Linked DNA regions of Homo sapiens: region 1 is linked to region 2. Evidence: read pairs that join two places in POLR2A ChIA-PET (ENCODE). Cell type or tissue: Panc1. All regions are shown on one strand. Each heading gives the region's core, and the rest is flanking DNA. Links, peaks and the distances in the headings are about the cores only. Region 1 overlaps FAM161A (FAM161 centrosomal protein A). Region 2 has its middle 97 kb from the start of XPO1.

Region 1 (5,377 bases), core at 77-5,076, 210 kb after region 2:
TTTCCCCAGTGATATTTTAAGAACGAGAGGGAGCAAGACCAAACTGTCAGAAAATAAATGTTATTTAATCCATTTGATAAAGGATGGTTCAATTCCCAGATCAACCAACAAAAGGTATAATAGGATAGAACCCAACAACCCTTTACAAAGTATTTCTATAAGGAGCCTCCTGAGTTGTAAGTTTTAACTGAGATGAAGAGGAACACGGTTCTACCTGCTGTAAACCAGGCAACCACAGCCCAATGCTCTCCCTCCAGCTGCGCTCCTGCAGTGTGGCTCCAAGGACTGCCAGTGGAGAGAAGGCAGGGAAATAGAGGAAATGGGGGCAGGGACAAAGTTCTCAGTGGCTTATCAAGGAGCCAGGGAGAAGCCCTCCTCACAGTGGGGCAAGACTTTGGGAGGGAGTAAGAGGACATGGGAGGGGGTAGGAGGGACTTTCAGGGTAGCTGCTTCTGTGGGCACAAAAGCAGTAGCTCCCATGGGTGACCGGGACTTTAGGATGACAACAAAGCAAAGAAGAAAAAATGCTGTAATTATTCAACATACAGATCATGTTTAGAAGGGTCTGACTGGCCTTTCTCCCTCACTCCCTTTACATACCTTTCAGTTTTTTTGTTTGTTTGTTTGTTTTTACGAGACGGAGTCTCACTCTGTCACTCAGGCTGGAGTGCAGTGGCACCATCTCAGCTCACTGCAACCTCTGCCTTCTCCTGCCTCAGACTCCCAAGTAGCTGGGATTACAGGCGCACACCACCACACCCAGCTAATTTTTGTATTTTAGTAGAGACGGGGTTTCACCATGTTGGCCAGACTGGTCTTGAATTCTTGACCTCAGGTGATCTACTCGCCTCGGCCTCTCAAAGTGCTGGGATTATGGGCATGAGCCACCGTGCCCTACCCTTTCAGTTCTTTTAATTGAAGCAACTAAAGAGATAAAACCCCATTTTCTCCATAAATATAAAATTTTTATTATGTTCTCAGTTGAGAAACAGTTGAAATTATTTATGATACTATGCATAAAAGGCTGCCAACCACAGTTTTAAATTTAGCCTACTGTCTGGAACAGATGCAAAATGAAAAAATTTGCTACAGAAAATTATAGATCCAATCTGATAAGACTCTAGAAAATAATCTGTTTAGCTTCTCTCAAAATAAAAATTCAGAAGAGTCAATTATAAATAGTAGTTATAGATGTGGTATTTTTGTTTCCCACTGGAGGCTTCTCAGAAGATATGGTATTTTTTTTAATACGCTAAAATCAGCATACAAGAGGACAATGTTGTACTACTTGGGGTAACTTAAAGAAAACAACTTTTAAAAAATCAGTCTTCAGAGGCCGGGCACGGTGGCTCACGCCTATAATCCCAGCACTTTGGGAGGCCGAGGCAGGTGGATCACGAGGTCAGGAGATTGAGACAATCCTGGCTAACATGGCAAAACCCCATCTCTACTAAAAATACAAAAAATTAGCCAGGTGTGCTGGCGGGCACCTATATTCCCAGCTACTCGGGAGGCTGCAGCAGGAGAATGGCGTGAACCTGGGAGGCAGAGCTTGCAGTGAGCTGAGATCAGGCCACTGCACTCCAGCCTAGGCGACAGAGCGAGACTCTGTCTCCAAAAAAAAAAGCAGTCTTCAATAGAACTTACGTGCAGAAATTTGCTACCAACAACTCTATGAATCAGAGAACTGCTTTAACTATGTCAAACAATTCAATTAAGAGAATTCTCTGATATCTTCTGCTGTTTCTTTATGTGCTTCTCACCATAAACTTCTTATCTGCAGGATGACTACTTTGTGAATTTCCTCATTCATTAAATATTTGGGGGCCATCCTGCAATCAGCTAGCTGCTAAAATGTACGTCAGATTTTTTTTAAACTCTACCTTTGAGGCCAGGCACAGTGGCTCACACCTATAATCCCAGCACTTTGGGAGGCCGAGGCAGCCAGATCACTTGAGGTCAGGAGTTTGAGACCAGCCTGGCCAACATGGTGAAACCCCCTCTCTACTAAAAATACAAAAATTAGCCAGGCATGGTGGCAGGTACCTGTAGTCCCAGCTACTCGGGAGGCTGAAGCGGAAGAGTCACCTGAACCCAGGAGGTGGAGGTTGCAGTCAGCCAAGATCGTACCACAGCACTCCAGCTTGGGTGACAAAGCAAGACTCTGTCTCACTTAAAACAAACAAACAAACAAAAACTCTACCTTTGAGAAGTTTCCAGCTAGCTTAGGAAAGGACATGTATATAAATAATAGACAGCTGACTTAGAATGAGACAGAACACCTGATTCCTGCCCACAAGCTACTTCCAGCTAAGCGGAGAGACAGATGTATGTCACAATGTCAGACACTAAGAGACAGAGGCACAATTCACAGAGGTGAGCCAGACTGGAGACACATGGTTGGACGAGGACAAAGTTTGCCAGATCAGGGAGGCAGTGAAAAAGGAATAAATAAATCCGAGGCATAGTGCTAGAACATCCATCGCCAGGAAACATGTGGATAAATGTCTGGAGACCTGGTGAGAAGGCTGGGCTGGAGAGCAGATACAGGAGCCACCAATCCACACAGAAGTAGCAGGTGCAGCCTTGGTTATGGACGAGGCTGCCTGGAGGGAGTGTGAGCAACAAGACATGAGAGGACCTGAGAATGGAGATGTTGGAGAACACCAACATTTAAATAAGCAGCGGAAGGAGGACTAATAGGAGGTAGAGAGTGGCATGAGAGATACAAAGACCAACTGATACGGGTCTTTGGAGCCTCTGATTGAGTATTCTGACACCACATCTGTAATTTTTCTCCTAAACCATGAGAACACTCCAAACTAAAAGTTATTTAACTCTCACCCAATGCTTTCACCTTTATAGGGTCAAAAGGGGGCTGAAACCAGGTGACCAGTGACCAGGAGCCAGTGGTAGACAGGAAATGGAGGGAGCTTTTGTTTCGTTTGAGTTTGGAAGATAGGGGAAGACTTCCTGGAGGAGGTAATATTTGAGATGAGTCATAAAGAATGGAGGCCAGGTGTGGTAGCTCATGCCTGTAATCCCAGCACTTTGGGAGGCTGCAGTGGGAGGACTGCTTGAGGCCAGGAGTTCCAGACCAGCCTGGGCAACACGGCGAGACACCATCTCTACAAATTTTTTTTAAAAAATTAGCTGGATGTGGTGGCTGAGGTGGGAGGATCACTTGAGCCCAGGAGGTTGAGGCTGCAGTGAGCCGTGAGCGCGCCACTGCACTTGAGCCTGGGCGACAGAGTGAGACCTTGTATCAAGAAAAAAGAAGGCTGGGCGCGGTAGCTCACGCCTGTAATCCCAGCACTTTGGGAGGCTGAGGTGGGTGGATCACCTGAGCTCAGTAGTTCAAGACCAGCCTGGCCAACATGGTGAAACCCCTTCTCTACTAAAAATACAAAAATTAGCCAGGCATGGTGGCGTGTACCTGTAGTCCCAGCTACTCAGGGGACAGAGGCAGGAGAATCGCTTGAACCTGGGAGGCAGAGATTGCAGTAAGCTGAGATCGAGCCATTGCACTATAGCTTCGGCGATCAAGCAAGACTCTGTCTCAAAAAAAAAAAAAAAAAAAAAAAAGAATGGAGAAATCTATAGGATCACAGAGTGTTTATGGGAAAGAAGGGGAAAGTACCCTAGGCAAAGGAAATGGCGTTAGCAAATGCGCAGGCTGGGGTTGGGGAGGCTGTGCATAGCAGAGGGCAAGGTGCACATGGCTGCCGGATAAAAGGAGAGGAAAACCCATAAAGCAGTTTTGGGAAGTAAACCTAGAAAGGGAGGTTAGGGCAAGCAAGAAGGGGTTTCCATCTCCTGCCTACCACTGGCTCCTGATTACTGGTCACGTGGTTTCAGCCCCCTTATGACCCTTCAAAGATGAAAGGGTTGGGTGGGAGTTAAATAACTTTTAGTTTGGAGTGTTCTCACAGCTTAGGAGAAAGATTTCAGATGTGACGTCAGGATACTCATACAAGCCTGGGCTCCGCACTTAGCAATGTGATGTGGGCATGAACTTCTTGAACATCAGCTTTAAGATATGTAAAGTAGGTGTGCCAGGTGTTAAACTAGTGTCTCTCAGCTCCAATGCCACCCTTCTCGACTCTGCTTTGCAATGCCAGAGCTGGAACTCTGCAAACCACACTTCTGCTTTGCCAGTGCTCCTCATCAGACTCTGCTAAAAGTGGAGTTAGAGGGAGATACAAGGCTAGAGGAGAAAGATGGGACTTACTCCTTTCTGTTAGCCCTCTGACTGCTTCCTGTCGGCTTGTGTCAGTCTAGCAACGGTTATTCATCTGGGCAGCAGCAGTTCGTTTTAGTAGCAGTGTCTGAATCCAGTATGCAGTTTTCACTCGAAAAATCAACAGAATTGGCCAGGCACAGTGGTTCATGCCTGTAATCCCAGCACTTTGGGTCACTTGAGGTCAGGAATCCGAGACCAATCTGGCCAACATGGTGAAACCCCATCTCTACTAAAAACAAAACTTAGTCGGGTGTGGTGGTGCATGCCTATAATCCCAGCTACTCGGGAGGCTGAGGCAGGAGAATCGCTTGAATCCAGGAGGCAGAGGTTGCAGTGAACCAAGATCGCACCACTGCACTCTAGCCTGGGTGACAGAGTGAGGCTCCATCTCAAAAAAAAAGAAACAAAAATCCACAGAATTACTTCAAGGCCTTTGCACTTGCTGTTCCCTCTCCCTAGGATGCCTTTTCCTCCAGATATCCACATGACCCACTTGCTCACTCCTTCAGGTCTTTATGTAAATGTTGTCTTCTCAATAAGGTCTTCCCTGACTCTCCTATTTAAAATTACAACTTCTCCCAGGACTCACTGTCAGCCCCCTTGTCTGTCTTATTTTTCCCAGAAGTACTCATCACCATTGACGTCCTACATATCTGTACTTGATTGTGTATTATATGCCTGCCCCTACCAAAAAGTAAACATTACAAAGGTAAGAATTTGCCAGGCCTGATGGCTCAGGCCTGTAATCCCAGCACTTTGGGAGGCTGGGGCAGGTGGATTGCTTGAGCCCAGGAGTTTCAGACCAGCCTGGGTAACACGTCAAGGCCTCATCTCTACAAAAAATACAAAAAATTAGCTTGGTGAGGTAGTATGCACCTATAGTCCCAGCTAGTTGGGGGACTGAGGCGGAAGGATCACCTGAGCCCAGGAGGTTGGGGCTGCAGTGAGCTATGATGGAGGCACTGCACTCCAGCCTGGGTAACAGTGTGACCCTGTCTCAAAAAAACAAAACAAAACAAAAAGAAAGGCAAGGATTTGTCTGCTTTGTTTAATGTTGTGTCCCCAGTGTCTAGAAAAGTACCTGGCTAATGGCAGATGTTCAAGGAATATTTACTGAATGAATGAATGAATGTA
Region 2 (5,377 bases), core at 275-5,274:
ACGAAATCTGTCCCTGGTGCCAAAAAGGTTGGGGACTGCTGACTTAGCATCTTGGAGCCTTAGTCCAGGAAAGATTAAATGTTGAGATGAACATTCCAGTTATATTTGAAGAGAGAGGCGGTTTCATGTTGCTCTTAGGAGGAAATTACTGGAGCAGGTACACACCCACATAGTTTTGAGGACATTGTTCCTAAATCTCTGATATCATGCACATCTCCCATGTCAGAGATGCTCGTGGAAGTGTGCTGGGTGGAGCGTCTAGATTAGCTGTCTCTCATTACACCTTGTCTTTTGGGTTTCTAGGCATATAGTTTACAATCTAGCCTTGGGTTGTCATCCATGAGATCAATCTCCTGCAATTTTAATTTTTGTGCTTATAACTAAGTCTTCTTTAATGATGCTTTAATTGGGAATTTTGGCCTAAATATTCAAAAGATTTCATCGGAGAAACTTCAGGGAAAGTATCTTTTACAATATACATATTGGCAGTTTTGATTAAATAAATTATTTATGCCATCTGCTGGTCTTCTTAGGTCTCACTTTTTCATTATTAATTTTTTTTACATTTAACTTGTATTTATGCTATACACAAATGTGTCTAGAATAATCCTTCAATCAAACCCATAAATGTTTTATAAGGAAGGTACTGAGTTACAGAACTTGATTCTGACCCATACCATCTATTTTTAAAATTTCCCCGTCCAAGACTAATTTAAAAAGATATTTATATATTATTTAGGGGAGAGCAATTATTCTGTAGTATAGACTAAGATTGCTAAACAGTGTGTATTTTGGACTTCAAAGCCTTTATGAATATCAAAGAAGGTACATGATCCTGCTGAATAGTGAAGTTTGTCATCTCTACAAATGTAAAATAGCTCATTTAGCTAGAAATTCATTAAATGACTCTTCCTCCAAGAAAAAACTAACAAAGGTAACAAAGTCATTGCAACTGTTTTGTGTCCCCTTTGCCATCTGCCATCCCTCTATTCCTACCTGCCTCCTTCTAGTACATAGTCAGGTTGGAAGAATGTTTTAGGTAACCCATGATTGATGTTTCCCGATTAATTCATATATATGCCTCAGAGTACTATAGGAGACTAATGAGGAGCAAATCGATGTGCTGCTAGAACTCTCCAAATTGAATTTTGCGTGAGGGTAACATTTTTTTTTTAATTATAAAAGAAAACATGTTAATTGTAGTAATTTTGGAAAATGCAGGCAAGTACGAAGAAAAATAAAAATAATCCATAGCAAGCTCTACATAGGCAGTATTAACATTTTATTTTATTTATTTTTATTTATTTATTTTTTTGAGACAGAGTCTCATTCTGTCACCCAGGCTGGAGTGCAATGTTGTGATCTCGGCTCACTGCAACCTCCGTCTCCCAGATTTAAGCGATTCTCGTGCCTCAGCCTCCCGAGTAGCTGGGATTACAGGCGCCTGCCACCATGCCTGGCTAATTTTTGTATTTTTAGTAAGAGACAGGGTTTCACCATGTTGGCCAGGCTGGTCTCGAACTCCTGACCTCAGGTGATCCACCCACCTCAGCCTCCCAAAGTGCTGGGATTACAGGCGTGAGCCACTGCACAGGCCTTTTTTTTTTTCTTTTTAACAATTTTAAATAAATAAAATAGAGACAGGGTCTCACTATGTTGCCAGGATGATCTCAAACTCTTGGATCTGGAACTCTTGGCTTCAGTGATCCTCCCGCCTTGGTATCCCAAAGTGCTGGGATTACAGGCATGAGCCACCTCTCCCAGTCAAACAACTAATAACTACGCCCAGGAGAAGGTCAGCTGCGGGGGTTAAGCCCTTGGGCTGGTTTTAGTGTTGCCCCTACTCCAATCTCCCTGTGGAGTTCTTAGGGGAAAAAGCTGCGAGTAATTTCAGCACTAAAGGAATTTCCTGAAAAAAGTGGGGAATCTTTTAAAATAATAATAATTAAAAAAGCTTATGTAAAATCGATGGCTGGTAACAAGAGATGTAAATAACAATTCAGACAGAGGTTTGTTGAAATCCTAGGATATTTTAACTGAGATGGTTTCAGAGAATAGCTATTCTGTCCAAACCAAAGAGCAAAGAGTATATATAATTTCCTAAACATTTTTGAGTATGTAAAACACACATACCAGGATTGAAATATACAGCTGCACCTGACACATACAGCACAACTCCAGGGGTGCCATTTGCAGATAAGAATATGAAGAGCCCACTTTGGATTACACAGTGGCAGCCCTTTGCAGATAGTACACAAATCAAAGATTCAAACAGGTAAACAGCAGGAAGTTAGTTTCTCTGCCACCTTGTCCCCTAGGTGTCCTATCTGGGGCAGCAATTCATTAATCTTTGAGTGTCCTTCTCAAGTTTTTTTTTTTTCTTTTTTTGAGACAGAGTCTCACTCTGTCACCCACACTGGAGGCCAGAGTGTAGTGGCACGATCTCGGCTCCCTGCAACTTCTGCCTCCTGGGGTTCAAGCGATTCTGCCTCAGCTTTCTGAGTAGCTGGGATTACAGGCATGCGCCACCCGGGCTAATTTTTGTATTTTTAGTAGAGATGGGGTTTCACCATGTTGGCCAGGCTGGTCTCAAACTCCTGACCGCAAGTGATCCACCCGCCTCGGCCTCTCAAAATGCTGGGATTATAGGTGTGAGCCACCGCCATGCCCGGCTAGCACTGATATTTTTAATACCATACTGTTTGCTGGTTCATGTTACCCAAGAAGCAGGGCTGCTCTTGATCATCCTTCTTTGATTTCTTGTCTAGACCGAGAGGCCTCTGCATTATTTTAAGCAAGTAGGGAACACTCACCCTTAACAGGAGCAGTGGGCCATTTCTGCAGGCCCATATGGTTTAGAGGGATCTATAGTCTCAAGGTTTTTAAGTGCATCAATCCAAATACCCCTGTCCCAAGTCTCAGGATTTCACTTCTTCCTAGTCAAGACCTTCACCTTGATGTAGCAGACTTGCTAAGACTAAGAACTCAAATTTCTCTGGAGTTCTGCCACCCTTAGAAGTAAATGCAGGGCCCCATCTCAAGCTTTTTCTGCCCTCTGGCTGTGGGAGATGAGAGTCCCTGGATAAGCTGCCAAGGAATCCCTCTTTGTTTTCACACTGGGCCTTCAGTTGGTGATTCATCACCTTCCCTCTTTTGATGTCTTTTAAAAATGCATCAAGGATCCTCAGAAAGAGCCATGTGGTTCATTGTCCTTCGTGGTTAGTACTTTTTCCAATCTCTCAAAACCTTAGATATTGCAGTGGCTGGTACATTCTCTTCCAGGAGTATTCCATCCAAGATCACCACTAGTGAAAGTTTAACAACTGCACTGCATGCCAGGAGCTGGCAGTGCGACTCCTACCATCAGCAATGGGGTCTTCATTGCCAACTGGCAGATGGGTAATCACTGTAGAGTCTGTTTCCACAAACCACTCCCGGCCCTGGCTTAGGTTGGGTTCTCCAGGAAACAGACTCTGAGATGAAGGTTTTTGTGCAGGTGGTTTATTGAGGAATGTTCTTAGAGTCAACACCTCACTTTGGGAGATCGAGGCAGGCAGATCACCCGAGGTCAGGAGTTCGAGACCAGCCTGGCCAACATGGTGAAACCCCATCTCTACTAAAAATACAAAAATTAGCTGGGCATGGTGGCGCACACCTGTAGTCCCAGTTACTCAAGAGGCTGAGGCAGGAGAATAGCTTGAACCCAGGAGGCAGAAGTTGCAGTGAGCCGAGATTGCATCACTGCACTCCAGCCGGGGCGATAAGAGTGCGACTCCATCTCAAAAACAAACAAACAAACAAACAAACAGCTACCTGTAGAACTGGGCAGAAGGAGGCAATGCAGTCACAGCAAACACCAGAGTCATTCTGGAGCAGCTGTGACCCTTCAGTGTTATCCCACTGTGGGAAATCAAAGTATGCCATCCCCAAATATCTTTCTTTGGCATATTTGAAGGTGGCTCTTCAGAGGGGCTGCAGACACAGGAATAGCTCTGTAAAGCTGTCTTTTTGGGGGAGAGATTTGCACCTCTGGAGGAAATCATTATTAGCAAGAGATGCAAACAAAGGCTCTCTCTGAGGTGCCCTTATCAGGATCTAGGAAAGATTAACTCACAGGAAAAGGAGACTAAATCTCTGGCGTTTTTAAAGGTCTGACAGCAAAACTTTACCACAGGTCCATCTATTCTCTCTGAGGGCTGCTACTCGAGAGAATTCATCCATTTAATAAGACAGCCTTTGCTCACCCATGAGTTTCCTCCTTTTCTCCCCCAGTAAACCTGTTGCCACCTCCCACCAGGAGCTCCAAGCCTCTCTTCCTTTCTGTGTAGTATAAAAACATCAGTCATTTGGTCCTTCTTTTAGTTTCACATTTTGTGTGGCTCCTATGCATATGATACATTTGTATGTCTTTTCTCCTGTTAATCTGCCTGTTGCCAGTTTATTTCAGTAGATTTTAAGACTCGAACTAAAAAATTTAAAAAATTGCCAGGCATGGTGGCTCACACCTGTAATCCCAGCACTTTGGTTGAGGCAAGTGGATCACTTGAGCTCAGGAGTTCGAGACCAGCCTGGCCAACATGGTGAAATCCCCTCTTTACCAAAAATATAAAACTTAGCTGGGTGTGGTGGCACATGCCTGGAGTACCAGATGCTTGGTGGGTTGAGGTGGGAAGATCACTTGAGCCAGGAGGCAGAGGCTGCAGTGAGCTGAGTCCAGCCTGGGTGACAGAGTGAGACCTTGTCTCAAAAAAATAAATTAATTAATTAAAATACATAAATAAATAGATAAAAGTCTGGGTGTGGTGGCTCATGCTTATAATCCCAGCACTTTGAGAGGCCGAGGCAGGAGGATCATTTGAGCCCAGGAGTTTGAGACCAGCCTTGGCAACATACGGAGAACCCGTGGCTACAAAAGATTTTTAAAAATAATAACAATAAGTTTAAAAAGACTCAAACCTTCAGAGCCGGAGGGATAAATTCCCTTTGCCCCTATACCACCCTGAGGCAAGGGAGCTGACCCCTGTCATCCTACACTGAAGGATGGCTGGATGTGGGCTGTCCCCAGGAGGGGCTGTGACTGACCTTGGCTGAGGTGGCTGTATTTGCAGGGGGCAATTTCCTGAAAGAACTCAGCTTAGAGATGTCATCCTCCAACCTTCTCAGCAGCTGAGGTGAGGAAAGCCTCAGTGCTGAAGCAGGGGCCTGGGTGATGCTCCAATGTCCACCTCAGAGATTATAAGTAAAATTCAATAAAGGATTAGTGAGAAAAGGGATCAAAGACAGTTCACTGGAGAAACTCCTGCATGTACATCACAATAGGAAGAAGAATTGCCAGAAAAAGAGATGCCAGAGAGAGAACAAAGTGAGCAGACAGCCT

What was found. Peaks named below come from ENCODE experiments on the same cell type or tissue, not always from the same donor. Only the 100,000 strongest peaks of a DNase experiment are listed, where the experiment ranks them.
Region 1: POLR2A ChIA-PET joins it to region 2 with 13 read pairs; 2 of 35 experiments call an interaction of 5 or more read pairs at or near these places.

Annotation. Positions count from the first base shown.
Region 1 is chr2:61,842,528-61,847,904 of GRCh38, forward strand. The region is part of intron 1 of FAM161A (FAM161 centrosomal protein A); the gene reads right to left. Among named protein-coding and RNA genes, the nearest start is that of FAM161A, 8.8 kb to the right of the region's middle. In Panc1, for the core only: no CTCF peak of the experiment used is centred there; no DNase peak of the experiment used is centred there.
Region 2 is chr2:61,632,929-61,638,305 of GRCh38, forward strand. No RefSeq gene overlaps it. Among named protein-coding and RNA genes, the nearest start is that of XPO1, 97 kb to the left of the region's middle. In Panc1, for the core only: a CTCF peak has its summit at 3,068; a DNase peak (open chromatin) is centred at 3,048; H3K27ac peaks cover 1,151 bases.